Regions from separate parts of the Homo sapiens genome. Here regions 1 and 2 are each linked to region 3. The links are chromatin contacts, found by Hi-C or POLR2A ChIA-PET in ENCODE. All regions are on one chromosome and are shown on one strand. The core of a region is the stretch at or near the end of the contact, and the rest is flanking DNA. Distances in the headings are between cores, read along the strand shown. Region 1 holds the start of MAX (MYC associated factor X). Region 2 has its middle 53 kb from the start of LINC02324. Region 3 overlaps FUT8 (fucosyltransferase 8).

The links. A loop is a pair of places that touch in the nucleus more often than their neighbours do. ChIA-PET counts read pairs that join two places held with the same protein, here RNA polymerase II (POLR2A). Pooled maps may share reads with other maps.
Region 1: a pooled map shows a loop between it and region 3 (5-fold over the local background). The contact joins the promoter of MAX here to the enhancer-like site in region 3. A Hi-C loop is called at or near these places in 2 of 50 pooled maps. POLR2A ChIA-PET finds 5 or more read pairs at or near these places in 2 of 52 experiments (RWPE1 and activated B cell).
Region 2: a map with no recorded cell type shows a loop between it and region 3 (3-fold over the local background). The contact joins two enhancer-like sites. A Hi-C loop is called at or near these places in 1 of 168 maps with a recorded cell type or tissue (PC-3), 6 of 37 single-sample maps with no recorded cell type and 6 of 50 pooled maps. POLR2A ChIA-PET finds 5 or more read pairs at or near these places in 6 of 52 experiments (AG04449, B cell, GM10248 and 3 more).

The regions. Positions count from the first base shown.
Region 1 is chr14:65,100,098-65,104,314 of GRCh38, forward strand. It overlaps MAX (MYC associated factor X), which reads right to left and starts at 2,420. Exons shown (of 5, transcript NM_002382.5): 1 at 2,207-2,420; 2 at 1,449-1,475. The coding sequence starts at 2,242. RefSeq lists enhancers at 1,491-1,991, 2,685-2,834 and a silencer at 2,005-2,354.
Region 2 is chr14:65,167,019-65,171,486 of GRCh38, forward strand. No RefSeq gene overlaps it. Among named protein-coding and RNA genes, the nearest start is that of LINC02324, 53 kb to the right of the region's middle. RefSeq lists enhancers at 2,229-2,328, 3,892-3,951, 3,972-4,141. Within about 2 kb of position 2,656, at least 4 of the 41 ENCODE cell types and tissues checked have a DNase peak (open chromatin) inside an H3K27ac peak, as active enhancers do.
Region 3 is chr14:65,501,727-65,505,813 of GRCh38, forward strand. The region is part of intron 2 of FUT8 (fucosyltransferase 8); the gene reads left to right. Among named protein-coding and RNA genes, the nearest start is that of MIR625, 33 kb to the left of the region's middle. RefSeq lists an enhancer at 1-24. Within about 2 kb of position 1,274, at least 2 of the 41 ENCODE cell types and tissues checked have a DNase peak (open chromatin) inside an H3K27ac peak, as active enhancers do.

The sequences.
Region 1 (4,217 bases), core at 1,170-3,669, 400 kb before region 3:
ACATCATTTTAAAAATCAGAAAAATAACATAAAGTTTTAGATTTCTAATCTTTCTTAAAAAATAGGAAGATCGGCTGGGCGTGGTGGCTCATGCCTGTAATCCCAGCACTTTGGGAGGCCGAGGCTGGCAGATCACGAGGTTAAGAGATCGAGACCAGCCTGGCCAACATGGTGAAACCCCGTCTCTACTAAAAATACAAAAATTAGCTGGGTGTGGTGGCACGCGCCTGTAGTCCCAGCTATTCGGGAGGCTGAGGCAAGAGAATCGCTTGAACCCAGGAGGCGGAGGTTGCAGTAAGCCGAGATAGCGCCATTGCACTCCAGCCTGGTGACAGAGTGAGACTCTGTCTCAAAAATAAATAAATAAAATAAAATTAAAAATAGGAAGATCTGGCAATACTGACCCTTCACTCCTACTAACAAACCACTGGAGTTCAGTAGTGCTGACTTTTTAGAAGAGGCACTGCTCTCCAGTACCCAAGCCCTCACCTCTTCCTTCTTTATTCTTTATGGCCCTCATGGGCATTTGAACTTTTTACCCCCATTCTATACATTTCTTACTGCTCCCAACTATCAAATATTAGACACTCTGATATACTTATTTCTCTTCCCCTCGCTGATTCTGATTTATTCTGTGTGTATTCTTTTTTCCCTCAAATCTATTCATGAAACATCCATATTACTGTCTCAGACTCCAAAGACATGGAATTAGTGCTTATCTAAATCCACAGAACCATCTACTGAGAACATTAATATCAAAACCCTAAGAAATTATTGATAACACTCTATGGTCTCATCCATCACCTTTCAGCAAAGCTGTCTCTGCAATGCCACTTTTCTTCAGCTATTTTTTAATTTTCTTTATACCTTTTCTTCAAATACAGAGAATCAGACCATAATAACTTTATGTGACACTTTGATGATGTAACGTTTGGCTCCTCTACATTTCCAATTTTTGCATTAGAATACCATGTTGTGCTAGATTCTACGGGTCTATAGCAGTCACATGACTTGGTTAAAGGCGATTACCGCATGTGGCTTCAGCTTCACACAATTATACAGATATGGTTTAAAACCTACTTGTTCCTAAATAAATCTTCTGACCACTTTGCCCTGAAATAATACTACCAGACCAGAATGCTGCATTTCTCATTTCCACTTACATAGTGGCATCTGGATCCCCTATCTGAAAACTACAGAACAATTCAATTCTTTGCATACAGCTCCTCTTACTCACCTAGAATCACTGAACTTATCACCTGAGAATCTAGAATAATGGGATTTGCAACCCCCCCACCCTCCAGAACCAGGCCCCACCTCACCTTAGTGGTTAACATTAGAGTTTACTACAATATTAAAAGTAATAGTACGATCTCTTTTTCTCTCTGACCCCAAAAAGGAATAGAACTGAACGGAAATAAAAATGAAATGGAGAGTAGGAGACGTACCGCAGATTGAAACCTCGGTTGCTCTTCCTGGAATAAGAGAGAAAAAAAAAAATAGAAAATATAGAAGTTATTTTTACACTTAACATTCAATAATAAGAAAGAAAATGCCGGCGGCAGAGGAAGCGGAGGGTGGGGAGTCAGCCCGACACCCCTTCCTCCCTCCCCACCCCTTGCCCCCACCCTTCCACCCTCGGCGGGATCCGGTAGCAGGGTAGAGGGGTCCCGAGCGCCGCCCCTCCTTCCGGGATCCGACCTGGGCCAGAGGGGTCCCGAGCACTGTCTCCTCCCTGCAGACCCAGCTCGGGCATCTAGGCACCCCCAACCCCTCTCCGCCCTTCCCCGGCCCCCAGGATCCGCGGGTCACGGGAGGAGAGGATCGCAGTCCGAAGGGGCAGGTCCTGAACGCCGTCCCCTTCCCCTGGATCCGGACAATGGGATCCCGGGCGCCCCCCATCCTTGTCCCCCGGATCCTGAGCCGGGGAAGGTGGGAGCGGGAGGCCGCAGCACCCTCCCGCAAGGGAGGAGGTGGGGGTCCCAGAAGCCGCGTGTCTTCCCCCAACCTCCAGTCCCAGGAGGCCGCTCCGGCCAGGAGCCGGAGGGGAGCGAACCGGGAACGCGACGGAGGCACTCCTGGCCCCGAGGGGAAGGGGAAGGAGGCGGCGGCAGCCCGGCCCCCTCCCGCCGTCGCCCCGCTAAGAGCCCCGGCCGCTGTCCCCGCCTGACAACCCGCACGGGAAGGAAGAAGCCCCAGGACTCACGTCGCTCTCCACCTCGATGTCATCGTTATCGCTCATTTCCTACGGCCCAGGGAGCGGCCACTGCAGCGGCGGCGGGGAGGGGAAGGGGTGAAGGGGAGGGGGAAGTCACCGACAACAACAAGCCGAGTCCCCCCCACACACACACTCACTCACTCACTCACTCGCTCTCTCACTCACACACACACACAACACGGGCAAGAACCACCTCCTCACTGCAGCACCGGATCAACGGCGGCACGCACGCCCGGTCGGCCCCCGCCACGTGACCAGGCTCGCAGCGCTGGGGCAGCCGAGACTTGTAGTTCTTGTCCCTCTAACAGACGGCCCGGGTAGCTCCAGAAAAACTACAAATCCCGGAAGAAACCGCATCCAGGCGACGCCAGCCCGGCTTGTTGACGGAGCCCAAGGCGCCTGCGCGTCCCGGGGAGGGGGGGGGGGGCGGGGGGGGGCGGGGAGAGCCGCGGCGCGGCGCCTCCTGGGAGTCGTAGTCCGCAGACCGCGAGTTGTCAGGAGATTTTCCTCCCGAGGCGGCAGAGGAGGCTGCTGGGAAGACAGGACACGTGGAGGGAGCTGGAACTCCTGGAGCCGGGCACCGTCTGCGCGCTGGACGCCGGGCCCAGGGGACTGGGTGGAGTCTCTGGGGGAGTAGCCGGCTGTCTAAATAATGCTGCCTCTCTTTGGTGTGACTGGTTATACTTTGTCTTCTTCATACGGAGTGGTTCCGTTTTGCGCCTAGGGGCGTAACCCGCCCGGGAGGGAATCTGGCTGCGGCGGACCAGGGGGCGCGGCTCGGGATGCCTGCGCGAACCCTCGGGGGCTGGTGGGGAGGTGTCAGTGGCAGGTGTTTCGTGGTGCTACCGGACAGGCAGAATGACCGACCTCGCCGGGCGACCGCTCCCAGCCGCGAGAATCCTGTATTCGTTTATCTGGGAGTGACCATCCTCGCTACTCAGCTACTCACGTGAGGCTCCAGCGTTCACACAACGCGAACCCTCAACCACTATGGACGTGGAAGTAAAAGCCCCTTCAGAGTTTGTTGTAGCCCAGACAGTTTAGGCAATATCCCAGCTCAGAGTACCATAATTAAGATTGCAAAAAGGATCAATATGGGAAACTTTTGCAGTTCCCTGTCCAGTTAAAATCATATTTATATACTGTGGCATGAAGTGTAATCACATGCATTCCACCGATATTTATTGAACACCTAACTTGCCACAAGGGGATGCCATAACGGATAAGACCAAAACCATCCCTGCCTTCATGCAGCTCACAGCTGTGCAAGCAAGCGTGCCGGTCCTGCCGCCATTGTAAGAGTGTGCAACAAGTCCCATGGGAAGGAAGAAAACCATAACAGACACTTTCCACCCTGAGACAAAGTACCCATACTACTCCTTTACATCTGGTCTCCAAAGTGAATGACATCTTGAGCTTTTCCCATGAGTTACTGATTCCCGGATGAATACCATATTATCCCTGACTTTTGAATGTGGAAATTTGGGGATATGTCACACACAATTCTTGTGACACACATTCCTCAACGTGAGCATGTCATCTATGCTGAAAAGACAAATGTAAATGTGGTAATTTTTCCTTTACATTTTTTCCTTTAATATCTATTGTATTTCTTTCTCTCTCTCTTTTTTTTTTTTTTTTTTTTTGAGACGGAGTCTTACTTTGTCGCCCAGGCTAGAGTGCAGTGGCGCAATCTTGGCTCACTGCAACCTCCCTCTCCCGGATTCAAGCGATTCTCCTGCCTCAGCCTCCCGAGTAGCTGGGGCAGGCGCCCGCCACCGCGCCCAGCTAATCTTTGTATTTTTAGTAGAGACAGGGTTTCACCAACTTGGCCAGGCTGGTCTCGAAACTCCTGACCTCGTGATACACCCGCCTCGGCCTCCCAAAGTGCTCACGTGCTCACGCCTATAGCGTGAGCCACCGCTCGCGGTCTAATATCTGTTGTATTTCTTATTCAGTGATCCAGTCCTACTAAGTCTGCACATCTTTGCAAGTGAAC
Region 2 (4,468 bases), core at 1,406-3,905, 330 kb before region 3:
GGGAGGGGGAGGCCTCAGTGTGAAGGCTGCAGGGAGCCCAAAGGATCCATAGTGTAAGGCTGTCATCCTGCTACTCCTGGTAGCAGGTTCTCTCAAAGGGAGATCAAAGTGAGGTAGGAGGTGAGACTTTACTTTGAAGGCAGGGTTCAGATACTGGACCAAATTGGGGACTAACTAAAACAAGTCCAGGGCAGAAGCACCACCCCATAAGACACGCCCATCACTGTGCCCTGTCAGTTTACCATTACCATGGCAACACCCAGAAGTTCCCACCCCTTTCTGTGGCAATGACTTGACAACCTAGAAGTTACCACCTCTTTTCTAGAAATTTCTGCATAAACCACCCCTTAATTTGCATACAATTCAGAGCAGGCATAAAAATGAGTGCAGAACTTCCTCTGAGCTGTTACTCTGGGCCCACTGCCTATAGGGTAGCCCTGTTCTGCAAGGAGCAGTACCTCTGCTGCTCCTGTGCACTGGGCGCTTTCATCAAAGGCTGTTCAACACCATTGGCTTGCCCTTGAATTTTCTCCTCGGCAAAGCCAAGAACCTTCCTGGGCTAAGCCCCAATTTGGAGGTTCATCTGTCCTGCATCAAAAGGTGCTTTCTTGTGACCACCACAATCAGCAGGAAGGTTTTCGTGATTTCATAAATATGTGGTTATTTTTACTTATTTTTATACAATAAGAGGGAGGAGATTGTGGGGGTTCAAAGTTAGTCCTGGCTTTGTGGCTCCATCACTGTGCTGGCTGTGACCTTAGGCAAGGAGCTAAATTTCCTTATCCCTTTTGTTTATTTACTCGTTTATTTTTGTTTGTTTATTCGTTTGTTTTTTTAAGAGTCTTGCTTTGTCACCCAGGCTGGAGTGCGGTGGTGTGATCTCGACTCACTGGAACTTCTGCCTCCCAGGTTCAAGTGATTCTTGTGCCTCAGCCTCCCGAGTAGCTGGGATTACAGGCACCCATCACCACTCTTGTCTGTTAATTGAAAACAGTGAAAGTATCTCTCCCATGGAATTACTTTGAGAGTTTTGATAGAAGGTATGCAAAGTGCTTAGCACAGTGCCAGGTACCTAGCAAGTATTTTTACTTTGGAATATATTATAAGATGAGATCTAGGCTAACTATCCACTGATGATTACTTTGATTTTAGAGGGTCTTGTTTTTTGAAATGATATTGTTAAGGTGAGTCTGGTCAGTAGGCAAACTGAAATGCATGTATGGACAATGACCCCCAGCTCAGCCTGAGTCCCCCAGCAGCACTCTCCCACCAACCCTGTGAGGTAGGTTTTATTATGTTTAGTTTACAGATGAGCAAACTGAGGCCCAGAAAGATCTTGGTGATTTTGTGGAGCAAGTCATTCAGGAATGACCAGAGTATTGCATTGCATCCCCTTAGTTAATGATGGGCAGGTGACCCAGTAAGAACCAAGGAGATGTGGTGAGACTGCCCAGGGTAGCTGCGAAGATGTTGAGCTCTTTTACTAATGGTCTTGGACCAGGGAGAATGTGAGGCTGGTGATGCTGAAGCTGTCTTACCTGCACAAAGGTAAGCCTCTCTGAGAATGTGGCAGAGGCAGAAATATTTGGCCTTGAATGAGTGAATCTAATAGCCATCCAAACCCTTTCTCCTATAACTGCTCTTTTTTATTTTTTAATTTATTTTTGTTTTATTTTATTTTTAAAAAATGTTTGTGGGTATATAGTAGGTGTATATATTTATGGGGTAGATAAGATGTTTTGATACAGGCATGCAATGTGAAGTGAGCACATCATGGAGCTCTAACTACACCTGAGGAGATTGCTAGTTGTTTCAAAATACCCCTCTTCTTCATCATGTGACTAACAGAACTCCTCAAGTTTTAGCTGGGCACATGGCTACCCAAGTACTACATTTCCCAGCCACCCTTACAGCTGGTTGTGATCATGTGGTTATGTTCTGACCAATAGCATATGGGCAGAAGAGAAGTGATGAATGCAACTTATGCATTGCATCCTTAAAAGAAAGCTTCTTGCCCTTCTCTTATACCTTCTCCCTTCTTGGCTAGGATATGACAACGGAGTGACTGGTCAGACTGCAAGGAAGAGGCAGAACCCTTTCACAATCTTGGGTACGGTTTGTTCTTTGACTGTTATATGAGGCAAAACCAAACCAAACAAAAAACACTGCTTCTACTGCAGGGACCAAAAAAGCTTAAAAACGTACTTTCCCAGCCTCCTCTGTGGCTAAAGTGGCCTCATGGCACTGATGTATTCAATCAACTGGAAGCAGAGGTCAGCTGGGAACTTTGGGGATTGATTTACTTTTCTGGATAAAAAAAAAAAAAATCGGAAGTTAGCTAGCCTCTTCTTTCTGCCTTGAATGTCTAGAGCTGGACCTGTCCTCCTGTGACCCTGAAGACAGTAGAGCTGAAATGAAGAAGGAGGCTGGGTTCTTGATGACATTACTGAGCTGCTGCATAGTAACGTCATCTATGCCTATTCTGGGCTGCTTGTTGAATGAGAAAAATAAACCTCTCTCTGGACTTCTTATGTGAGAAAAACAAACCACACTTTGTTGAAGCCTCTGTTAGCTGAGTTTCATGTTATTGCAGCCCAAATGCCCAAATATCAGTGAAACTTAGTGGTGTGTCAGACAGCCCAGATGTTGATGATGTCATCTGGCCTTCTGAATACAACTGTGCCTGAGACTAAACCCAAGCCCCTGGACTTTTCAGCTATTAGAGAAAGAGTAAGTTCTCTTTCTGCTTAAGCAGTTTAGGCTGGATTTTCTGTGGCCTGGATGGAAAGACCCCTGATACAACTATGAACCAATAGCAACTAGATACATTCTGTTTTCACCTCCTCTTAGTCTCTCCCCTGATTTTACGGTTAAAAAAAAAAAAAAAAAAAGTAAAATTAGAGCAAGGAAAGAAAGAAGAAAGGAATAAAGAAGGAAGGATAAGATAAGAAACAATAGAAGACTTGAACTAAATTAAAAGAGGTTAGAGGCCAGGCACGGTGGCTCATGTCTGTAATCCCAGCACTTTGGGAGGTCGAGGCAGGTGAATCACGAGGTCGGGAGATCGAGACCATCCTGGCTAACACGGTGAAACCCCGTCTCTACTAAAAAAAAAAAAACAACACACAAAGAAATTAGCCGGGCATGGTGGTGGGCGCCTGTAGTCCCAGCTGCTCGGGAGGCTGAGGCAGGAGAATGGCATGAACCTGGGAGGTGGAGCTTGCAATGGGCCGAGATCACACCACTGCACTCCAGCCTGGGCAACAGAGCGAGACTCTGTCTCAAAAAAAAAACAACAACAACAACAACAAAAAAAAAAACAAAAGGTTAGAAGCTTTTACAGTTCCTTTGTTTGGAAACCTGGGTCCTAGTGTCCCTTGCGCAGGATGCTCGTTTCTGACTTTTGTGGCCTGCCCTTGACACCATTCGAGCATATGGATTTCAGTGGGTAGTGTGACTCAGCTTCCCATTCCCAAAACTCCAGAGCCACATTGCTGGGTCCCTTCACTCTGCTTTACTCTCCTCCCAAGACAGACGTAGCATGGGCCACGTGAATTCATCCATGTCCTGAACTAATCTGGTTGTTCTACCAGGTTACTCTTAAGTTCATGGGCCATCACCCCCTTGTACTTACTGAGCTCCAGGGTTTTCATCTCTTCTGAGAATCGACCGTTTAGTCCAATCTTAGTACAGACCAGCATTAATAGGCAATTACCACAGGGAGATAATACAGAGGGAAAAATGGCTAAAAATATACAGTGAATCACAGAAAATTACATCTCTTAAAACCTACAGTGTATTCCTATTGCCATAGCAACCCTTGGCTAGTAAAGACAGAGATGATTTATCACAGGCTTTCCCCGGAGCTCGGTTCTGCCGGAAGCACCTCCAGCCTGTGGTGAGTTCCAGCGAGGAGGGCAATGCAGACATCATACAACCGGGTTTTCTCTCCTCCATCCCTTCCAGTGGCATTTCTGCGGCAAGAAGACTTGAGTTCCTTCTATATAACCCAGGTCATCTCCCGGCCCCTTTTCTGAGATGAAAGTGGCTGTCTCTAACCTCTGACAACGCGGCGTCCTGCCGACACGATGTGAATGCCAGCGGCAGCAGTGCGCTGACTTCCAGGAGGGGGCAGTGGGGCTGGGGGACATGAGGAGGCTGTAGGTGCCAGACCGTCTGAACAAATGAGGAGAGGAGAGGAGTTCTTTCTCCTCCTGTTCCTTTTCCTCCCTACTTCTCTCTCACCTTCCCACTTCCCTGACTCTCCTCTCTACCCTGCTACTTCCTCAGTAGGTCTACTGTGAAATGGACTGGACATACATCAGGACCGGGAGAAGAGAGAGGAAGTCATGTCCTCACTTAGGAAATGAGTCTGGTCTTTAGGAAGATTATAAAATGTATGTAAATAAACATCTTGTTATTTCGTTGGAACTCTAAAATTCACTGGCATAGATGCTGTGCTTTCTCA
Region 3 (4,087 bases), core at 24-2,523:
GTCAAAGGAGGCCATAGGCCTTTGGTCTCTTGGTCTCTTTTCCTAGCTACTTGGACCCCAGACCCAGATATTCTTAATGCTGAGGGTTTGGAAGGAAAGTTGTTATTATTATTTAAAAAATTAATTTGTTTAGTTAATGTGATGGGGGAGGGGGCATGAGACGGGTCTACTTTGTCTTTTCTTTTCTTTCTTTTTTTTTTTTGAGACAGTGTCTTGCTCTGATGCCCAGGCTGGAATATAGTGGTGTAATCTTGGCTCTCTGTAGTCCCGAGCTCCCAAACTCAAGCAGTCCTCTCACCTCAGCCACCCAAGTAGCTGGGACTACAGGCACCTGCCACCACACCCAGCTAATTTTTGTATTTTTTGTAGAGACGAGGTTTTGCTATGTTGGCCAGGCTGGTCTCGAACTCCTGGCCTCGAGTGATTCACCCATGTTGGCCTCCAAGTGGTCTGGGATTACAGGTGTGAGCCACCATGCCTGGCTGGGTCCACTTATTTATTGTTATTTTTTTTTTTGAGACAGAATCTCACTCTGTCACTCAGGCTGGGGTGCAGTGGTGGGATCTCAGCTCACTGCAATCTCCACCCCCCAGGTTCAAGTGATTCTCCTGCCTCAGCCTCCCGAGTAGCTGGGATTATAGGCACCCACCACCATGCCTGGCTAATTTTTGTCTTTTTAGTAGAGACAGGGTTTCACCATGTTGCCCAGGCTGGTCTCGAACTCCAGACCTCAAGTGATCTGTCCGCCTTAGGCTCCCATAGTGCTGGGATTACAGGTGTGAGCCACCGTGCCCGGCCCGGGTCCACTTATTCTGAGATAATTCTGTTACAGCTTTTTTTGGTAACTTACATTTAATCATTAGATACTCCTTCTTTGCCTCTTGAGGTATTTCTGTTTTTTAAAAGCCCTTATTTAAAATGTAAAATAAATAATGGTAAAAGTAATGATGTTACCCATAAACAAAGTTTTAAAATTGGTTGCTTATTAGCCAAACAGTGGTCTGCAGTGGTAACCAACCTCTGAAAAGATTATGCCTTTTTTACTCATTCAAAAATTCCCCCTCCTGCAGAGCTTCTTCAATTTTAATGTGTATATGAATCAGTTGAGGATCTTGGTAAAATACTGATTCTGATTCAATATGTCCCTGGGTAAGGCCTGAGATTGTGCATTTCTAACAAGCTCCCAGGGGAGGCTGGAGCTACTGGTCCCTAGACCAGACTTTTTTAACTCCCTTCCCTCCCTTGAGAACTACTGGTTTGGCTTAGATCCAGTGTTGGACTTGGATGGTTGAGTGGTGAGTGATCATAAAGTAAGAGTTTCTATTGTAAGCCTGCCCGTCTAGAAATATTTTGAGCAATTTTAGTAGAGCTATTTATAGCTGTTTCTTTCCAGGTAGGATCAGAGAAATATATGCTTCTGAATAGGTTAAATTTTCTTCCATAATATAATGCTGCCCTGAATGCAGAAATGTGCCTATCACTTGTAATTTTCCTGGAAGGCGTGAGACTGCTTGGTAATTGTGTACATATTTAAGGGAAACTGAGTAATGGAGGACAGAATAGAACAATTAACAAATTCATGCATCAGATAACTTGCTTTCATTAAAGCCATTGTTACTCTTATTTATTGATTGTTCCTGATGATAGGACATCTGCAGATTTCAAAAAGTGTGTTTAGTGTGAATTTCATACTGATGGCATTTCTCTGCTTTTGACAGTTTCATATACTTAAACTTGTCATTAAAACACAGCATCTTGCCTTGAGCCAAATGAAACTTTGAATAGAGCCCAAATTTATGAAATTGTTAATTTCTCTTTACATCTAGATTTTACTTTCAGTAATTTCTATCTGCTAACACAAATAGAAAGGTAATCTTTCATTTGGTTGCCATCCTTCAAGAGCCTCTCTCTGCCCTTCCCTCCCTGCCTTCCTGGATCTTTCCTTTTGTCTTTACAGACCTAGATTTTGAAAGGTTCTAGGTTCCTTTTGTCTGTTGATACTATGTGAATGTTATCCTTAAGTTTTTAATTCAGGCTACAACTAGACAGATAATGTGTCTCACAATTAGCTGGGGTGAGAGAGTTAAAATGGAAGTTAAGGATTCAGGGGATTCCTACAGATGGGTGAAGAAAAAAGCTCAATGTTAGGATCCTTAACAAAGCATTTTGATTGGCATATGGAGACCTTTGCGTGAACACAAATGTTCATATTTGAATATTTATAGAAGATAATCTGTCAAAATTACTGTTATTTTAATTTGCCAAGCTTGGCTGATTGCCGCAGTTGGATGTTAGTTGAATTCAAGTTGAAGAGTTGTAAATATGTTCTGGTGTGGGACATGCTTTTTGTCCTTGAAGCTGTTTGAATTTCTTACTTCTCCCACCTACACCCCCTTCTTTAAAACTGCGAGGCTTTTTTGTATTAGTTGAACTTTCATGTTCTTTTTTAGGAAAAAATATTAAAGTAGGATGTTAACTGTATGGATTAAAAATTTTTTTTAACTAAATTTGTTGACATTTGGTGATCAGGAATTGTTTAAATAATTTTAACTATTTGTCCAATCTTTGCTTCAAAGGACCTGTTCCTGGAGACTCAAATGTAGGGATATATATCTTATTTGAATGGTTTTGTGTGGGATATGTTTCACATTAACAGCAAAGAAAATGTAGACTTCTAGATAATTGATGTTTCCCCTTTCTTTTATCTCACTTGAACAGCTAATAATTTTAGTGACCCAGATTCAAGCAATAATACCTGTCTTCATAATTGTCATGTGGTTTTGTCAGCTTCTTATATTCTAGGGGAAGGAAGATAAGACTTTTTTAAATATATTGAAATAACTTGGTTAATAAATACTTTTTTTCTCTTTTTAGAAGCCAGGAACCTGTTCTCTTTCCATAGTGTCTCCTCACTCAGAAAACGTTGTGTTCTCCTGCCTCAGCCTCCTGAATAGCTAGGGTTACAGGCGCCCGCCACCATGCCCGGCTAATTTTTTTTTGTATATTTAGTAGAGACGGGGTTTCACCTTGTTGGCCAGGCTGGTCTCAAACTCCTGACATCAGGTGATCTGCCCGCCTTGGCCTCCCACAGTGCTGGGATTATAGGTGTGAGCCACTGTGCAGGAGAATGGCTTGAACCCAGGAGGCAGAGGTTGCAGTGAGCTGAGATTGTGCCATTGCACGCCGGGCTGGGCAACAAGAGTGAAACTCCGTCTCAGAAAAAGAAAGAAAGGGAAAAAAACCCCAACACACTGTATTAATTATTGATGCAGTATCACTATTCTTACTGAGACTACATTATTTTAGCTTTAGAGATGATATAGTGGCTTTCTTAAAGTTATATGACATTTTTTTGGGAGCAGGGCTGTATTCTGTGCCCCATGTACTAAGCTATCTTGTCTCATTTAACTAGCCACTGTTATCTGAATAGTTGAGTTTTACATGCGTAACCACTTGACCTGATTAGTCTTAATTTTTTTCCTGATGTTTTTATTTCTTTATCTCTTAGAAAATGACATAATTGAATCAGTTTTGTTGGTTATTACTTTAGCTAGAAACTATGTCAAGTACTACATTTCAGTTTTTTTTTTTTTTTTTTTTTTTTGAGACAGAGTCTCGCTCTGTCACCCAGGCTGGAGTGCAGTGGTGCAATCTCGGCTCACTGCAAGCTCCTCCTCCCAGGTTCACGCCATTCTCCTGCCTCAGCCTCCCAAGTAGCTGGGACTACAGGTGCCCGCCACCATGCCTGGCTAATTTTTTGTATTTTTAGTAGAGACGGGGTTTCACCATGTTAGCCAGGATGGTCTCGATCTCATGACCTCATGATCTGCCCGCCTTAGCCTCCCAAAGTGCTGGGATTACAGGAGTGAGCTACCGTGCCCGGCCTACATCTCAGTTTTATTTAGACTTTGTTTTGGAGTTTCAGGAATTTGAGGTTTCAGGAATGTATTTTGTATTTAGAAAATTAAGAGTGGAACTTTTATAGTATTTTCTGTCTTTCACAATCATCCATCTTCATTCTCATTTGACTTTTTTTTGCTATATTTTTTTTCTAGAAGATTTTATATAATCTTTTCCTGTTACTACT